Linked DNA regions of Homo sapiens: region 1 is linked to region 2. A link is an interaction called in ENCODE POLR2A ChIA-PET data of the cell type or tissue named here. Cell type or tissue: A673. All regions are shown on one strand. Links, peaks and the distances in the headings refer to the core of each region. The heading gives the core; the rest is flanking DNA.

The links. ChIA-PET counts read pairs that join two places held together with the same protein. Peaks named below come from ENCODE experiments on the same cell type or tissue, not always from the same donor. Only the 100,000 strongest peaks of a DNase experiment are listed, where the experiment ranks them.
Region 1: POLR2A ChIA-PET joins it to region 2 with 24 read pairs; 2 of 35 experiments call an interaction of 5 or more read pairs at or near these places.

The regions. Positions count from the first base shown.
Region 1 is chr3:181,102,050-181,111,154 of GRCh38, forward strand. The region is part of intron 2 of SOX2-OT (SOX2 overlapping transcript); the gene reads left to right. Among named protein-coding and RNA genes, the nearest start is that of SOX2-OT, 50 kb to the left of the region's middle. In A673, for the core only: CTCF peaks have their summits at 1,753 (motif pointing right) and 1,955; no DNase peak of the experiment used is centred there.
Region 2 is chr3:180,674,117-180,683,221 of GRCh38, forward strand. It overlaps CCDC39 (coiled-coil domain 39 molecular ruler complex subunit), which reads right to left and starts at 5,373. Exons shown (of 20, transcript NM_181426.2): 1 at 5,175-5,373. The coding sequence starts at 5,264. CCDC39-AS1 (CCDC39 antisense RNA 1) reads left to right here and starts at 5,965. Exons shown (of 2, transcript NR_046725.1): 1 at 5,965-6,074. RefSeq lists enhancers at 5,645-5,744, 5,825-5,874. In A673, for the core only: a CTCF peak has its summit at 6,136; DNase peaks (open chromatin) are centred at 5,395 and 6,125; H3K4me3 peaks cover 1,505 bases; H3K27me3 peaks cover 4,695 bases.

The sequences.
Region 1 (9,105 bases), core at 393-8,392, 430 kb after region 2:
GGAAAAAATCTGTAAATAAGGAAATAATTTTAATTTTGGTTCTGAAATGTAAACAAAGTTTCTGTGAGTTGTATGCAGTTGTAACAGGATTCTGAGTATTGCAGAGTTGTAGGATACCTTTAGAGCTAGAAGTAAACTCAGAGATCACCTAAGCCAATCATCTCATTTTTCGTAATATAAATTTTGGCTGTGATTAATATCTTTCTAAATACCGGTAAGAAAACAAACCCAAAATGAACATATGGCTCATAAGTTCAATCGTATAATTTCTCTGAAATATTCACCTGTTAGAGTAAATTGAACACTGAGTAGTATTTAGTATTTATCATATATTCTATAATGTTAGCTATTTTAAAGTATGTCCTTTAATCCTTCCTGAACAAAGTGTTGTTTTTTCTTTGTTTTTTTTTGTTTTTTTTTTTTTAAAAGATAGGATCTTTCTCTCTACATTCATGCTGGAGTGCAGTGGCCTGGTCATAACTCTCTGTGTCCTTGAACTCCTGGGCTCAAGTGTTCCTCCCACCTCCATCTCCTGAGCAGCTGGGACTACAGGGGTGCAACACCTTGCCTGGCTATATTTATTATTATTTACATTTTTTTGGTAGAGACAGAGTCTCACAATGTTGCCCATGCTGGTCTTGAATTCTTGGCCTCAAGCAATCCTCCTGCCTTGGTCTCCAAAAATGCTGGGATTACAGGTGTGAGCCATTGCACCCAGCCCAAACCAAATTATTTATTTATTTATTATTTTTTTTTTGAGACGGAGTCTCTCTCTGTCGCCCAGGCTGGAGTGCAGTGGCGCGATCTCGGCTCACTGCAAGCTCTGCCTCCCGGGTTCACGCCATTCTCCTGCCTCAGCCTCCCAAGTAGCTGGGACTACAGGCGCCCGCCACTACGCCCGGCTAATTTTTTATATTTTTAGTAGAGATGGGGTTTCACCGTGTTAGCCAGGATGGTCTCGATCTGCTGACCTCGTGATCCACCCACCTCGGCCTCCCAAAGTGCTGGGATCCTGGCCCAAACCAAATTTTATTATCTCAGTTTTACAGTCTAATCTCTGAGCTGTACTCATTTAGATATGTTTGGAAACAACTTACTCTGGTTTACAAGGTACACAACTAGAAATATAGGCAATCCCTACATGTAAAAAGTCATAATCCAAAACTATTTGAATTCAGAAAGCAATTCCTTATGGGAACAATGTTAGAAGTGTCGGTTAAATTCCCAGTTTAGCCTCCAAAATTCCAAATTTTTCCACTTGTATCTAGTTGCAGTTCTGCGCATTTACGGCAGATTTAGAAAGCAACCTGTTGCCATCCAAATACTTAGTGAGAGATTATTTGTTTTAAATTTTGGTGCCTGAGTAAATTTGGGGATGATGAGGCAGTAGAGGGTAATGTCTGCTGAAACTTCTGTTGTTAGAATTTCTTTGTGTCTTTTATCTCATAGCTTTTCTTTTCTTTGATGCAAATGTGTAATTGGTATACTTTTCTTATGCTTATTTGCTATAATTAGGCTGGTGTGTTTATTTTTCTCAAATTGAACAGAGAATGTAGGAAGAGAAAGATAAATTTATATGAGATAAAAGGGCAAGAATTAGAAAAGAGTTAGGAAAGGAAATGTAAAAAGGTTGCTGCCTGAGATAATTTGAAGGGGAGAAGTGTTTAGAGGAGAGTGGATTATTTGTCTTTGAAGAAGAGTCAAGGAAGTGGTGAGGGGAGAGACATGGTCTTTAACACATTTGTAAACTAACCACCAGGTGGTGCCATCATCTAAGGACAGCTTAGTTGCTTTTCAGGATGTGCTGAAAGCTTGCTGTGGGTGCAAAAGTTACACAGAGTGGAAAGAGTGAGGCAGGGACCTTACAGCTTCCTGTTCATATGTAAGTTGTGAAAACCCTATAAGAAGAAGCCTAGTCAGTGTTTATTAAATTAGTGAGTGATGACTTATCAGCAAGTATTAATATTTTACCAAATTCAATTAAAAATGTTTTTAAAATTTCTTTAAATTTTTGTTCTTCTCTTTAAAAGAGGCTTCACTGTTTTAGTTATCAATATATAAGTAAAATTAAAAATTTGTAGTCTCTGTAATTGTTTTCATAGAATTGTTATTTTTATGTGACTTTCTGCACAGCTTTTAAAAAGTGGCTTCATATCTAGAGAATCCTTTCGTGAAAGTTTGGGACACCATGCAAAAAGAACAGAAAAGAAAACTGGGGAAAGATTAGTGATCACAAGGTGAAGGGAACACAAATTTTGAGACTCAATCAGACTCAATCAAATTTTGAGAAACACCAGTTTTTTTAGGGACGAAATAGATATAGTTAAAAATGTGATTGTTGGTGGTAACATTTGCACTTAAAACTACTGAGACTTGGGAAAAACGTGAGATGTTTACAAACTAATATGAGGCAAATGGGGATTTTCCCAAAGTGAAACAGAAGACTGGATAGATCTTGACTATCCATTCTATCCTATTTTAAATGGAAAAATAAAAGTACTTGTTTGGTAATCTCTAAAAGTTTTTATTAGAATATTTAGAATGTATATGCCTATTTTTACTGTAATTGGTGTGAGACCATATGAAAATAAGATATAGAGATAAAATAATTTATTTTTGTTAGTAATTTTGTGATGTGGAGTTTAAATTTGGGGAATGTTAATTTTCTAGCATTAATCTAACACTGAATCTGTTTTTCAAGTCAATAGGTAAATAGCAATTATACTTAGAAAATGATAACAAAGAACTTTCAACAAAGGAAATAAAAAGCTTTGTTAGCATGAAGAACTAAGTTTGTAGTTACTTGCCCAGACAAAGGATGAACCCTCATTTAGGTTTCTATTGATTGCAGAGTAGCCCATCAATAAAAGAAGCTTTTCTAAGGAAGATAATATGACAGCAGGAAAAACATAATTTTGCGCCTCTAACCTCAAACTCCATCCACATTAGTGGCAGTTCTTTAAAAAAAAAAAGCAACCCCAGGTATTCCCATTGCTTTGCAACTAGTGTATTTCTTAAGAGTATTATGAGGAAGAAAAATGCCTCTGGGAAATGAGAAAGCTACGTGGTGTCCAAACTTGAACTTTCTGCTAGATCTCATGCCCATATTTGCCTTTGCCTACTGGGTGTCTTCACTTGGAATTTGCACATGCATCTTTGAATTGTTATGTCTGAGACATTTCTTATCACCAAGGAGTTTTCCAGCGGATATTCTGATTATAATGATTTATTTTTTAGTTTCTTGTTTGGATTGTGCTCTGTACACTTCCTCCTTCTTCTTTAAACTATCGCCTACCCCATCCCCACCTCCCCCCAGCCCACCTTGGGTTGCCATGTCTGGGTTTACATGATCCTGTGCTATGCTCTATTTCTGCCATTACAGCTCTTATCACACCATTTGCTTGTTAATATCGCCCACTGGAATGTAAGCTGTGTGATAGGGGGCCAAATTTACTTTATCAATTGCTGCATCATTAGCAACTACCCATGCCTGGTATATGTTAAATCAATAATATTTGTTGAATAAAACAGACCAAAAACTTCATATTTTTGGCAAAGAATTGGCATAAACAGCACAGGAGATACAAAAGGCGGATGGGATTAATCTTGCTGCACCACCAGCCCCTCACTGCCAATAGAGGAGAATGAGGGTGGGTTGGGTGGAGGCAGATGAAGAGTGAGAGGTGGGAGGTGATGGTGGTAGTGGAGACAGATGACACAGAAAATCAGCTTCTTCCTGGTGAGTAATGGAGCTTTCCCCGACAACCTCCCCCCACCCCTTTCTCTTCCTATTCTCTCTAGTTCTAATTATCACCAGCTGGAGCCACTTAATCCTAACAGTTTACATGTTACTAAAGCATCTGTGAGAATGCAGTGCAGGCTTCAGCTAGCACCAAAACAATTTTTTTTTCTGATTTCGCTTGCTATACCTTTACCTCTTAGAATTTATTAATCTGAGGGATGGGAAAAACGACACAAATTACATTATTTATTAGAGATACGAGTCTGTCTCCTTGTGGCACATCCCCGAAACTGGTCTCATCTGGGCTCATCCTGAATTGCATTTAATGCAGCATCACTATTTAATTTATGGATTTAAGTTCCAAAAAGTTAAGGACAAAAATAAATGTGCATCAAGGACAAAAACAAATGTGCAACAACAAAAAAATATGCATCAAGATGCCTGTCTATCCATTCTCCTGAAAGAAACCAAAAGCGGGCTTATGAGGACCAAATTCATGTGAAAAAGCCATTTCGTGAATTAGGGAGATAGTGTTCAACTTGTAGATTTTGACATTTGGATATTTAAGACTTTGGAAGACATTGGAAATTAGTTGATTTGCCCATCATCTTTGAACACATAGAACTACTTTTGTGCCTACTCAGCCCTTCCTCTCCCTGGAGTGCCTCCTCGACATGCTTTGCCTGGGTATCTTCTGTGTGAACTGTGAGACTTATCTCAGCAATCACTTGAGCAGTCTATCCCTGCTGTCTGCAGACATTTCTTTAGCACTGTGACCACTGCTGTTCCCCCAACACTCCCATGCTCTGTTTTCATGGCAACATATGTCTCTTCAACCAGTTCTCCTCAGAAACTCTGGAATCTTTCAGAAAACAGTCTGAGAAATTCTCTCTACTTGATGAGTCAGGCAGTGCTGACCCTTCTCACAGAATTTATCATCAATGCCCAAAGAGAGTAGAGCTTGACTCGCTTCCTTCTGTTCTATGCATTCTAGTTCCCTTTTAAATGTTGCACTAGCCCCAGCCTCAGCCGCAGCCCTCTTTAGTATTAAGATGGTGTCTATTGGCCAGGTGCAGTGGCTCATGCCTGTAATCCCAGGGCTTTGAGAGGCCCAAGGGGGGACTTGAGGCCAGGAGTTTGAGACCAGCCTAGCCAACATGGCAAAACCACATCTCTACCAAAAATACAACAAAATTAGCTGGGCGTACTGGCACACGACAATAGTCTCAGCTGCTCAGGAGGCTGAGGCATGAGAATCATTTGAACCCAGGAGGCGGAGGTTGCAGTGAGCTGAGATCCCACCACTGCACTCCGGCCTGGGTGACAAAGCTAGATTCCATCTCCAAAAAAAAAAAAAAAAAAAAAAAGATGGTGTCTGTTGAGCACAGTGTGTCTCAGTGAGTGGGCTCATGGACTTTCCTTCTGAGAGAAAACTCAACAAGCTTTTATGACCTGAATGTTTGTGTCCCAACAAATTCATATGTTGAAGTCCTACCCCGCAGTGTGATGGTATTTGGAGGTAGGGCCTTTAGGAGGTGATTGGGTTTAGGTGAGGGTAAGCCCTCAAGATGGGATTAATGTTCTTATAAGAAGAGGAACAGACCAGAACACATAGAACTACTTTGCAAAGTAGTTCTTTGCCAGGTGAGGACATGGAGAGAGGTGGTCATCTGAAAGCCAGGAAGAGGGCCCTCACCAGGAGCCAAACTGGTTGGTACCTTGATCTTAGACTTTATAGCCTTCAAATCTGTGAAAAATAAATATCTATCGTTTAAGCCACCCAGTCTATGACATATTGTTATAGCGGCCTGCGCTAAGACACAAGCCAAAGCTCACTTTTATACAGCATTGGAGCACTGCCTCCAGGGCCGGCTAGCCCAGGTTGGAATGCCAGTTCCTCTCTGTACAACTGTAAGACTTAGGGGAAGTTTCCTAACTTGTATGTGTCTCAGTTTCCCATCTGTAAAATGGGATTGATAATTATATCTATCTATAGTTGTTATGAGGAATAAATGAGTTAATCCATATAAAGCACTCAAAACAGTACAGGGCACAGTAAGGGCTCAACACATGTTAACCTCATTATATATGTTAACGTACAGCTGAACTTGGCGCACCGCTGATTCTGATGAATGTGATCATCATCACTCGCTCCTGGCCTTCTGCGGTTCTTGCAACTCTGTTGACATTCCTGCATCCTGGGATATACAACACATACTCAACCATAAACCCTACGAGCCTGTTGTCTTGTGGAGGAAGCAGCCGAGCAGCACAGCTCTGGGATAGATCTCTCTTCCTCCCACATCTCTCTGAACACTTCTTTCCTTCGTATCCTCCCACAGGCCCACAATTTAAAAATTCTTATTTCTCCCAGAATACTAGAAAAGTGGTTGAAAGCACATGGGTCCCAGCTACTGTTCTAAAATTCACATCTAATTATGCCACTTACCGTTTGAAAACACCTTTGATACTTTCTCATCTCCCATGGGATAAAATATGAACTTTCTAGAATGACTTTCATGTATCTTTCCTTATTTTGTAGTCCTGCCATCTCATGGCATTCCTTCCCATTGCCCTTCATTCTCATACTTGCACACCTCTTAACTTTGTTACCTCCATGTCTTCTGCACCCTCTCCCCTCTACTAAGTTCTTTTCTTTGCCTGGTAATCTCTTACTGTCCTTGAAGATTCAGCTCAAAGTTCCCCTTTTGGCTGAGTGTAGTGGCTCACGCCTGTAATCTCAACACTTTGGGAAGCCGAGGTGGGTGGATCACTTGAGGTCAGGAGTTCGAGACCAGCCTGGTCAACACGGTGAAACCCCATCTCTACTAAAATACAAAAATTAGCTGGGCATGGTAGTGGGCGCTTGTAATCCCAGCTATGCTACTTGGGAGGCTGAGGCAGGAGAATCACTTGAACCCGGGAGGTAGAGGTTGCAGTGAGCTGAAATTGTGCCACTGCACTCCAGCCTGGGTGACAGGGCGAGACTCCATCTCAAAAAAAAAAAAAAAAAAAAAAAGTCCACTTTCATGCTTTCTTTGACATTCTTAGCTGTTCACTTGTCTAATACAATTTTTACACCTACTTCTTCCTGGTTAGGGATCTCCAGTAAGAGAGAACTCCATTTAAAAGTTGTCTGCAGTGTCCTCTGTATGGGAGGAGATAGCATGGGAGGAGATAGATATGCTCTCTCCTTTGGAGTACAGAGTCATGTATTCAGCTGTCCCCTTGACACCTCCACTTGGCTGACCCAAAGGCAATTCACAGTTGATGTGTTCCTCACAGATTTCCAACCAAGACCTGATCTTCCTTAGTCTCTCCTATTTCAGTGAATGATCCTACTATCCATCTAGTTATATAAATTAGAAACTCCAGAGTCAGTCTTAATACATCCTCTTATTATTATTATATGTAATTATAAATAATTATAGATTATTTTTGTTCTGTGAAAAATTATTCAAGAAGCTCTTTTTAATTATATTTTGGGGGCTGAACTTGTTTGTAGCTGCTGCGAGGAATGGTTTTGAATCTTTTCCTAGAGAGAAGTATGTATACCTTTCTTTCTCTCCTATACATTACCGTGTGGCTATATTATTAAATTAACTATATTTTGCTCAATTAGTAAGTGGATTTTAGGGGTGAGTGAAATGATTTCTCTCTGTGTTAAATTGGTAAAATTCCATGTGAAAAGCACTGTTGTATGAAGGCTTTTTCCTAAGTACAAACCTATAATATTAGCTTGTTATTGTGTTGTACAGTTCCCTCCTATAATTGTGGGTGTGAAGTTTGCATTTTACTGTTTGTGTTTTATTTACTCTACTGTGGAGATGTTCTTGGCCACACATTTCTAAATCCCTTAGGTTTCCCACTTTATGGCTTTTTGACAACCAATTTGGGGTTTGTAAGATATGATATATAATTTATAATGAAGTCGAACATGTGTTCATCTCTATTTTTATTTCAATTATAGTTATCAAGAATCACAAAAATGTACATTGATAAAGTACTATACCATCAGCAAAGATTTTTATAACAAGATGTGGAACTTCAAACAGGAGTTATATGACACAGTATAATAAATGGTGGCATCGTTTTTTTGAAATGTGAAAGCCAGATCTTTTATATGCTGTATTTTCTAGACTACTACTGGGTCCTCCCAAAAAAAGAAGGGCTGGGGAGGTGAAAAGTAAACATTTTAAGTTCTGAAAATTATTATAGTAAAAATGGAAACTACTTAGATAAGATATCTAAGATAAAAAGGCAAAAGGATAAATTTATTTTAGGGGGAGGCTCTAATTCCCATTTCACCATTTGGCTTAATGTCATGGGTGACAACGTCTACCCTATTGTGAGGCTAGATGCAAAAGAATGTTTTCTTTGACAAAAATGTTCAAAATTAAGTTATTGGAGTTGGGGGAGTCTCATTGAAAAAGCATTTGTGAATTTTATCACGGAAGGATATTTGGTCATCTTCTCATTCAGCTTTTGGAAAGATCTGGTAAGGAGGAAGGACCTGAACGGATCCACATCCTGAAGAATTTGCCATACACAGAAGGAAGAAAGGAAAACATATTGAGTAGGGAGATAAAGGAAGGGTATAATATATAGACAAAGTGTAGAGGTAAATACTCATCATTCAGGCTTGGAGGATGGCAAGTAGACCAGTTTGATTGGCCTAGAGATGTTTGGAATTTGACTGTTTACCTGTAAGAGTGGTGGGAGAAGTTGAGACCAGATTGTGAAGTAACCAGAATAGTACCAATATCAAATGTTTATATCTTACTCTGTAGAAAGGAGGGAGGCATTGTTCTTGGAGGGAAGAGATGGTGTCTTAGGACTTTTTCCCTCTGCTGTTTTTAACACAGTACCTGGTACACTGAAGGCATTCAGTAATACCCGAATAGAATGAATGAGTAAAGAGGAGTAGCTTCCATGACTCATAAGTTTCTATCTCCAACGTAGATCTCTCCTTTGGAGTACAGAGTCATGTATTCAGCTGTCCCCTTGACACCTTCACTTGGCTGACCCAAAGGCAATTCACAGTTGATGTGTTCCTCACAGATTTCCAACCAAGACCTGATCTTCTTCAGTCTCTCCTATTTCAGTGAATGATCCTACTATCCATCTAGTTATATAAATTAGAAACTCCAGAGTCAGTCTTAATACATCCTTTTACCCACCATCTCCAATATGCCACCAAGTGGTACTGATGTCACCTTCTAAATATGTCTCAAATCAACCCATTTCTCCCGATCTTCACTGGTCAGTGCTGCAAACAATCCACCCCAGGATCACTGCACTCACTTCTAACTGGTCTCTTTGCAAGCACTTTGATTTTCCTTCAGAATAATCTCTATGCAGCA
Region 2 (9,105 bases), core at 749-8,748:
ATGTTCTTCCATTTGTTTGTGTCCTCTTTTATTTTGTTGAGCAGTGGTTTGTAGTTCTCCTTGAAGAGGTCTTTCACATCCCTTGTAAGTTGGATTCCTAGATATTTTATTCTCTTTGAAGCAATTGTGAATGGGAGTTCACTCATGATTTGGCTCTCTGTTTGTCTGTTATTGGTGTATAAGAATGCCTGTGATTTTTGCACATTGATTTTGTATCCTGAGACTTTGCTGAAGTTGCTTATCAGCTTAAGGAGATTTTGGGCTGAGACGATGGGGTTTTCTAGATATACAATCATGTCATCTGCAAACAGGGACAATTTGACTTCCTCTTTTCCTAATTGAATACCCTTTATTTCTTTATCCTGCCTGATTGCCTTGGCCAGAACTTCCAACACTATGTTGAATAGGAGTGGTGAGAGAGGGCATCCCTGTCTTGTGCCAGTTTTCAAAGGGAATGCTTCCAGTTTTTGCCCATTCAGTATGATATTAGCTGTGGGTTTGTCATAAATAGCTCTTATTATTTTGAGATACGGCCCATCAATACCTAATTTATTGAGAATTTTTAGCATGAATGGCTGTTGAATTTTGTTGAAGGCCTTTTCTGCATCTATTGAGATAATCATGTGGTTTTTGTCTTTGGTTCTGTTTATATGCTGGATTACGTTTATTGATTTGCATATGTTGAACCAGCCTTGCATCCCAGGGATGAAGCCCACTTGATCATCGTGGATAAGCTTTTCGATATGCTGCTGGATTCGGTTTGCCAGTATTTTATGGAGGATTTTTGCATCGATGTTCATCAGGGATATTGGACTAAAAATTCTCTTTTTTTGTTGTATCTCTGCCAGGCTTTGGTATCAGGATGATGCTGGCCTCATAGAATGAGTTAGGGAGAATTCCCTCTTTTTCTATTGATTGGAATAGTTTCAGAAGGAATGGTACCAGCTCCTCCTTGTACCTCTGGTAAAATTTGGCTGTGAATACATCTGGTCCTGGACTTTTTTTGGTTGGTAAGCTATTAATTATTGCCTCAATTTCAGAGCCTGTTATTGGTCTATTCAGAGATTCAACTTCTTCCTGGTTTAGTCTTGGGAGGGTGTATGTGTCCAGGAATGTATCCATTTCTTCTAGATTTTCTAGTTTACTTGCATAGAGGTGTTTATGGTATTTTCTGATGGTAGTTTATATTTCCATGGGATCGGTGGTGATATCCTCTTTATCATTTTTTATTACATCTATTTGATTGTTCTCTCTTTTCTTCTTTATTAGTCTTGCTAGCGGTCTATCAATTTTGTTGATCGTTTCAAAAAACCAGCTCCTGGATTCATTGATTTTTTGAAGGGTTTTTTGTGTCTCTATCTCCTTCAGTTCTGCTCTGATCTTAATTATTTCTTGCCTTCTGCTAGCTTTTGACTGTGTTTGCTCTTGCTTCTCTAGTTCTTCTAATTGTGATGTTAGGGTGTCAATTTTAGATCTTTCCTGCTTTCTCTTGTGGGCATTTAGTGCTATAAATTTCCCTCTACACACTGCTTTAAATGTGTCCCAGAGATTCTGGTATGTTGTGTCTTTGTTCTCATTGAAGCCAAAAAAACAAAGCTGGAGGCATCACGCTACCTGACTTCAAACTATACTACAAGGCTACAGTAACCAAAACAGCATGGTACTGGTACCAAAACAGAGATATAGACCAATGGAACAGAATAGAGCCCTCAGAAATAATACCACACATCTACAACCATCTGATCTTTGACAAACCTGACAAAAACAAGAAATGGGGAAGGGATTCCCTATTTAATAAATGTGCTGGGAAAACCTGCTAGCCATATGTAGAAAGCTGAAACTGGATTCCTTCCTTACACCTTATACAAAAATTAATTCAATATGGATTAAAGACTTAAATGTTAGACCTAAAACCATAAAAACCCTAGAAGAAAACCTAGGCAATACCATTCAGGACATAGGCATGGGCAAGGACTTCATGTCTAAAACACCAAAAGCAATGGCAACAAAAGCCAAAATTGACAAATGGGATCTCATTAAACTAAAGAGCTTCTGCACAGCAAAAGAAACTACCATCAGAATGAACAGGCAAACTACAGAATGGGAGAAAATTTTTGCAATCTACTCATCTGACAAAGGGCTAATATCCAGAATCTACAAAGAACTCAAACAAATTTACAAGAGAAAAACAAACAACCCCATCAAAAAGTGGGCAAAGGATATGAACTGACACTTCTCAAAAGAAGACATTTATGCAGCCAACAGACATGAAAAAATGCTCATCATCACTGGCCATCAGAGAAATGCAAATCAAAACCACAATGAGATATCATCTCACACCAGTTAGAATGGCGATCATTAAAAAGTCAGGAAACAACAGGTGCTGGAAAGGATGTGGAGAAATAGGAACACTTTTACACTGTTGGTGGGACTGTAAACTAGTTCAACCATTGTGGAAGACAGTGTGGCGATTCCTGAAGGATCTAGAACTAGAAATACCATTTGACCCAGCCATCCCATTACTGGGTATATACCCAAAGGAATATAAATCATGCTGCTATAGACACATGCACACGTATGTTTATTGCAGCACTATTCACAACAGCAAAGACTTGGAACCAACCCAAATGTCCAACAATGATAGACTGGATTAAGAAAATGTGGCACATATACACCATGGAATACTATGCAGCCATAAAAAATGATGAGTTCATGTCCTTTGTAGGGACATGGATGGAGCTGGAAACTATCATTCTTAGCAAACTATTGCAAGGACAAAAACCAAAACCAAACACTGCATGTTCTCACTCATAGGTGGGAATTGAACAATGCGAACACTTGGATACAGGAAGGGGAACATCACACACTGGGGCCTGTTGTGGGGTGTGGGCAGCGGGGAGGGATAGCATTAGGAGATATACCTAATGTAAATGATGAGTTAATGGGTGCAGCACACCAACATGGCACATGTATACATATGTAACAAACCTGCACGTTGTGCACATGTACCCTAAAACTTAAAGTATTATAATAATAATAATAATAATAATTTTATATATATATATATATATATATATATATATATATATATATATATATAAAATCACAGTACTATGGGCCCTTCTTGCAACAATCATTTGAGGATAAAATCCAGCCAGCCAAAAGACAAATCAAAATGAAAAGTTCAAGAAAGATAAACTGAATAAAAGTGACTGCGGTAAGGACCATTAAAGCAAATCAAGTATAAAACTAACACTAAACACTTGTGATAAATTAAGGGCATTGAATCAAATGCAAATAAAACTTGATAATATTAAAAATGATAAAACCATTATTTTTAATAGGGGAAAAGGAGGTGGGAAAATGTGTAAGAGTGCTAACTTATTCTTTAAAATCAGAGACATTCAGTAATCTATATTTGAAATATAGAGTTCTTAGAAACATTAACCATTTAATTTTTTCTTAACTTAGAGGAATTTTTTTAGCAATCAGCACCTCTTGTGATCAAGTAATATTTACCTGAAATTCAACAACTGCTTTTTCTTCTCTCAAATACTAAAATAAATATTTTGTGTTAAATACCGCATATATATAATTCCATTATAATACTCATTTTTCTCTTCTTTCTGTATATCTGTATACCAAGATGTCTGAAATGTGTGTTTAATGCCATGGTAATCATTTCTACAGTACAGTGGACACTTTGGAGAGGAAATACCTTATGTTTTTATCTCATACCCTTCTATTCTGTTTGAATATCTTAAATTTACAGGAGTTGCTTTTTAAATGTCAGAGTTTAAAAAGCAATTTAATTTAATGCAATTGTGGTGCTCATTTTTCTTCTTTATATGGCTCTATACTTTTTTAAAAGAGCTAATATACTTAATATGTACATAAAAATCCTGTGTGACACATATTATGGCAAGAATACTAAAACCTAAAATTTGGATGGAACCTTAACCCATATTATGTCCCTAGAGCCCGCGAAGTAATTAGTTTGTTCATCTCCATCTCCGCTTTACAAAAAAAGAAGCAGGATTAGGGTTGGTAAGTAGGATCTGAACCCAGGGCTGGATACTTAGTATTAATTCCTCGGTACTCAGTGCTAGATCCCTTACATTTCCTAATATTGCCCTCCTTTGGGGAAAAATTGCAGTCTTCTAAATTACACATGAGTAAATAGGTCAGAACGTGTTAAAAAGCATTTCCATTGTTTTCAAAAGGTAGAGTAACAGGATTTTCATTTTCCTTTTTTAGAGCTGAGAAAACTTTCTGTTCCGTTTTACAAAGTTGTGTAAGCATCATCTGTTATTCTTGGACCTTCTTCTACACAACATATCACCACCAAAGTTTTTCAAAATTTGCTGACCCGGTTGCAATTTTTTATTTTTTTATTTTTTCGTAGAGACGCGGTGGGAGGGGTTTGTGGGGGGTCTCGCTTTGTTGTTCAAGCTTGTTTTACTCCTGGCTTTTAGGGTTCCTCCGCCTCAGCCTCCCAAAGTGCTGGGATTACAGGTGTGAGCCACTGCGCCCGGCCTGCAATTTTTTTTTTTTTAACAACTGCTATGAATTGTAGTTAGTGTAAGTTCGTCCTTGCAACGTAAAATTTCTTATGTTAATCTGTGACAACTCAATCTTCTCTTTGAAAAACTGTAAACCGCACATTTCATTCTTACCGGGCTGTTCCTCTTGAAAACATCTCAAGTCACTTTCAGCTTTAAACATTACAGACAAAAACTCACAAAGAAATATGAACCTTCTGGAGTTTAATTTATAAACGTGCGCAAATAACCGTTGCTATGCAAACCTCAGAAATTCTTTTCCAAGTAGCTCTTTAATTTTTGAGCAAGGAAAAAGCGGGCGCCGGAACCAGCCTTTCCTCTCTCGCCAGGAGGAACGAAATAAGTAAGAGGAGTGGGCATGAGGAAGGGAGTAATAATTCGAGCTTTATAACCCTAAATGTCAATTATGGTTTTAATAGCATTTTTAAATGCTTAACAATTACTGAAATAGGCAGAGAGGGTAAGGGAGGAGGGCGATGGTGCGGGGGAGTGTTAGAGGAAGCACAGGATTAGGAAAGGAGAGAAATAAAAGGGCTGGGGTAGTACTGCCAACCAGAAAACGCCCCCAACAGGCTCTCTCTGCTTCCTCCCGCCTGCTTCAATTGATCTCACCTGATCTTCCAGTAGCTTGTTCTCCTCGTTCGCCACCGGGATGGCGAACCCATCCTCCCAGTGCAGCTCAGCCAGGAATTCGCTACTCATGACTGCAAACGGATAGAGAAGATACAGAGCAAAGATCCGCCTTCTTGTACAGCGGGTGAGCAGCACCCGCGTCAAGCCCAGGCACCTGCACAGTGCCGCGGCAATTGCCGGGGGAGCCCTAGCAACCTTCCCGCGTCCTTAGTTACCAAACAGGAAACGCTCCAGCCCGAAGGCGAAACTTCCGGTTGAGAACTCCCTGCCTGCAGGCCGAAGAATCTTTTTCTTACCTTGAGCACTGAGGGATGAGCAGCAACTTGCCCCTCCCGACGTTCCCGGGGGTTGCCAGGCGGCAGCGTAACTTTCCACGAAAAGGCGGCTCTCGGATCGCTCCCGGAGCGTGTGAAAACTGTGGCCCCCGGAGCTGGCTGGAGGACCACGGGGCAGCTGGCTGGAAGTAAACCACACGATCCTCCGATTGCCTGGGGGAAGACGGGAGCCAACAGGGATTATAAACTAAGTTTCTTTTCAAGGTGTGTTTGCTGTGTTGTGTAGATTTCAGCTACTACAGTAGGTGAAAGTAGACCGAAGTGAACTGGTGTTTGGAAACAACTCTCTCTCTGGCATCACTGGGATGTTCTGATCGTCGCCTGTTTCAGTCGGCCAGCCTTCCTCACCGCACTCACCGGCCCCATCGCGGATGTCCCAGTCGATCACAGACGCGGACCGCGCGGAGGCCGCACACTTGTGGCGCGGTGTGGTGGTCCCTCCGGCACCACTCCCATACTTGCATTTTTCTTTGCATTTTTGTTTGCTAACATTTAAAGTGTGGAATTTCGCATAAACGTCTGTATTTCCTCTGCTTGAAAAAGGGTAGGTGACACAATCCCCATTATCAAAAGGCAATGTTCCGCTGGAGAGGCGCCCCCTTTAGACCAACAAAGCACTTTACCAGTTCACTAATTTGAATTACCTGCTTGGCACGGGTAGGCATTTGAGTTATAGTCTCTCTTGTATAGTATCTCAGAACTGGAAAGGACAAAACAATCAACTAATCTAATCCTTTCATTTTCTCGGTAAGTTAAACCGAGGCTCCTTGAGGCAAAGTGATTAAAGAAGGGATGCTGTGCATGAATTAATTTTACGTATCCAATAATCATCTGTAATTTTTTTTGCTCTTTCGAATTTTATTTTACCTAGACATTGTTAAACTTTTATTATAAATATTTTAAATGTATATGGGAATAGAAAGCAGAGTATAAATAACTGCTATATATGCATCACCTTGATTTAGCATTCATATTTTGCCATGTTAGCATCATCTGTATCTTTTGCTCAAGTGAAAAAATAATCATAGACATCATGACATTACAGCCCTAAATACATGAGCATGTATTGGTAGAAGAGTGGTTAATGTTATCTAACATAAGCACAATATCATTATCACACCTATAAAAATCAACTATTCTTCAATATCATCTAATAACCATTTCAGATTCATATTTCGACTGTCCTAAAAATGTCTTTTTACAGTCGATTTGTTTGTCACTATAGTTCTGAAATCCTCCTGTAGGAGCTTTGTCTCTTTGTGCCTACATTGTTTTCCATAAACTTAATCTTGTGGACTTAGTGCCTTTAAAGACTAGAATTAGCAAAGCATTTTATTCCCCCTTTCTACAATGATTAAAGGCTGGGGAGAAAGGCTCAACTTGTAGAAGAAATTTGACCTGCATGTAATAGTGGAATTTTAGATATAATGACATTTAATCCTTTATAAATGATCATTACTTATTTTATAATAGTTTAGTCATTCCAACTAATGAAAATGTTAGTATTCAGCTTATGTTAAGATGGTACATAGTTATTTATACTTGGGATATGTTGTGGCAATGCTGCTTTCTAAAATTATTGGTGTTGGGTCAAAGGTGGGGAGGAAAATGGCAGAACAAGACTTCCAGCAATCAGCCCTCACAGAAACATCAATTGGAACAAAACTATTCACCTACGAAAATACCTTCACAAGAGCTAAGGAAACCAATCACATTTAATTACCTTTTAATACAGCAAAAAGTAAAAATAAAATAATTGGTATTATCACCCATGTATCTTAAAATTACCTAATTTACCATCCCAGTTTTTAATATGAATACTGAGCTGCCTCGACCTGTGCCAATGAGTTGAAGCACCCCTCTCAGTGTCAGCTGTAGCTGCCAAATGCATGACTGTGGAGTCTTTTTCATCTTTCCATTAATTTTACTTCTAGGAATACGTCCTACAGAAACAGTTACATAGGTAAGTTCCATGCCCTTATACCGCACGGGCATAAGAAGTCTAGCAACTGAAGCTCTGAGAATCCCATGTCTCATTTCTCAAAGATTCCATTTCCTGAATTTGAGGATAACAATTATATGATATTTACTTCTAGATGAAATGCCCATGCTTTCTCCAAATTCTACAATTCTGCCTTAAAATGGTATCTCATTACAGAATCTCGTATCACCTAGTTCCCACTCGAATTCTACAAGTTCTAGACCATAACTCTATTTGCATTCATCCAGATCTAGCTTTGGAAACAAAACCCATAGTTTTATAAGCTTTGTTGTTGAAATGCTCAATTTAATTCCAACATGCTAAAGAAGATGTTACCCTTTTACTGTCTTATTCCCTTAAATTCACCAAATCAAGTTGCGCAGGCTAAAACATAAAGTTTATTTGTTCTGCAAAAATAATGTAGAAAAAATACTTCTATGTATGAAGTAAAAGAAAAAGATGTATTTCACCTCCATGCCAATCCTACTTGTAAGAGAGTACCACTGTTTAGTGTTTACCTAACCAGCATTTTTAAATGAAGCTATAAATATTTACATATGTCAATTTTGTCCTACATAAATATAATCATATAGTAAATATTATTCTGCAAATCCATTCTTTTCACTTAACAATAGTGGCCATGTTTCCATGTCAGTACATTTAGATCTACCTTAGTCTTTTTACAGAAGCTTAAAATTCAGTATTATCAATTATAACTTTATAAACAGTGCTGCAATGCACATCTTGATAATACTGCATTTCATCAATTCTGGTTATACTTTTTTTCACATTTTTATATCTCTGAAATCGAGATGCATCTTTTAATCAATGAAATTAGATTTGGTGAAATATGATATAATCTTGCATACCTATGTAAATGTCTCTACAGGAAAAATTCTTAGAAGTAAAATTAATGGAAAACAGATTTAAGCAATTTTATTTTGATAGGTAACACTAAATTATTCTTCAAAAAGGCTTTACATATTCTCCAAAAATATGAGAGTATCTTTGCATACCTGGATATTATGAAATATTAAATATTTTACAATATAGAGAACAAAATACAGTATCTCATAGTTAATGGACATTTCCCTAATAAGGGAGACTCAGCATCACATTTCTTCTAAGAATTTCTTTATCATATTCTTTGCCCAGTTTTTCCCTACTCAGTGATCTTATTGAATTATAGCAGTGCTTTCTGTGTTATGGATAGTATTCTCTCTCTCTCTCTCTCTCTCTCTCTCTCTGTGTGTGTGTGTGTGTGTGTGTGTGTGTGTGTGTGTAAGTATTTTTCTCCCAGTCTGTTTTTGGAGGCTTTCTGTTTAACTTTGTTTTTAGTGTATTTTGCCATACACACCTCAGAAACTACCCTTGTTGCCATCAGCATGCTTCCTACTCAGCGGACTCTTTCATCATCAACTTACCCAATCTAGCAGCAGCATTAAACTCACCTGTTCTTTCCCTGTTAAAACATTTTCCTCTCTTGGCTTTTATGAGTTTTTCTTTCCTGTCAGTTTCCCATTAACTTTATTTATCTCCTTTGCTGCTTTATCTTGGCCCATTTGGCCACTCAACAATGGTATTCCTCAAGACC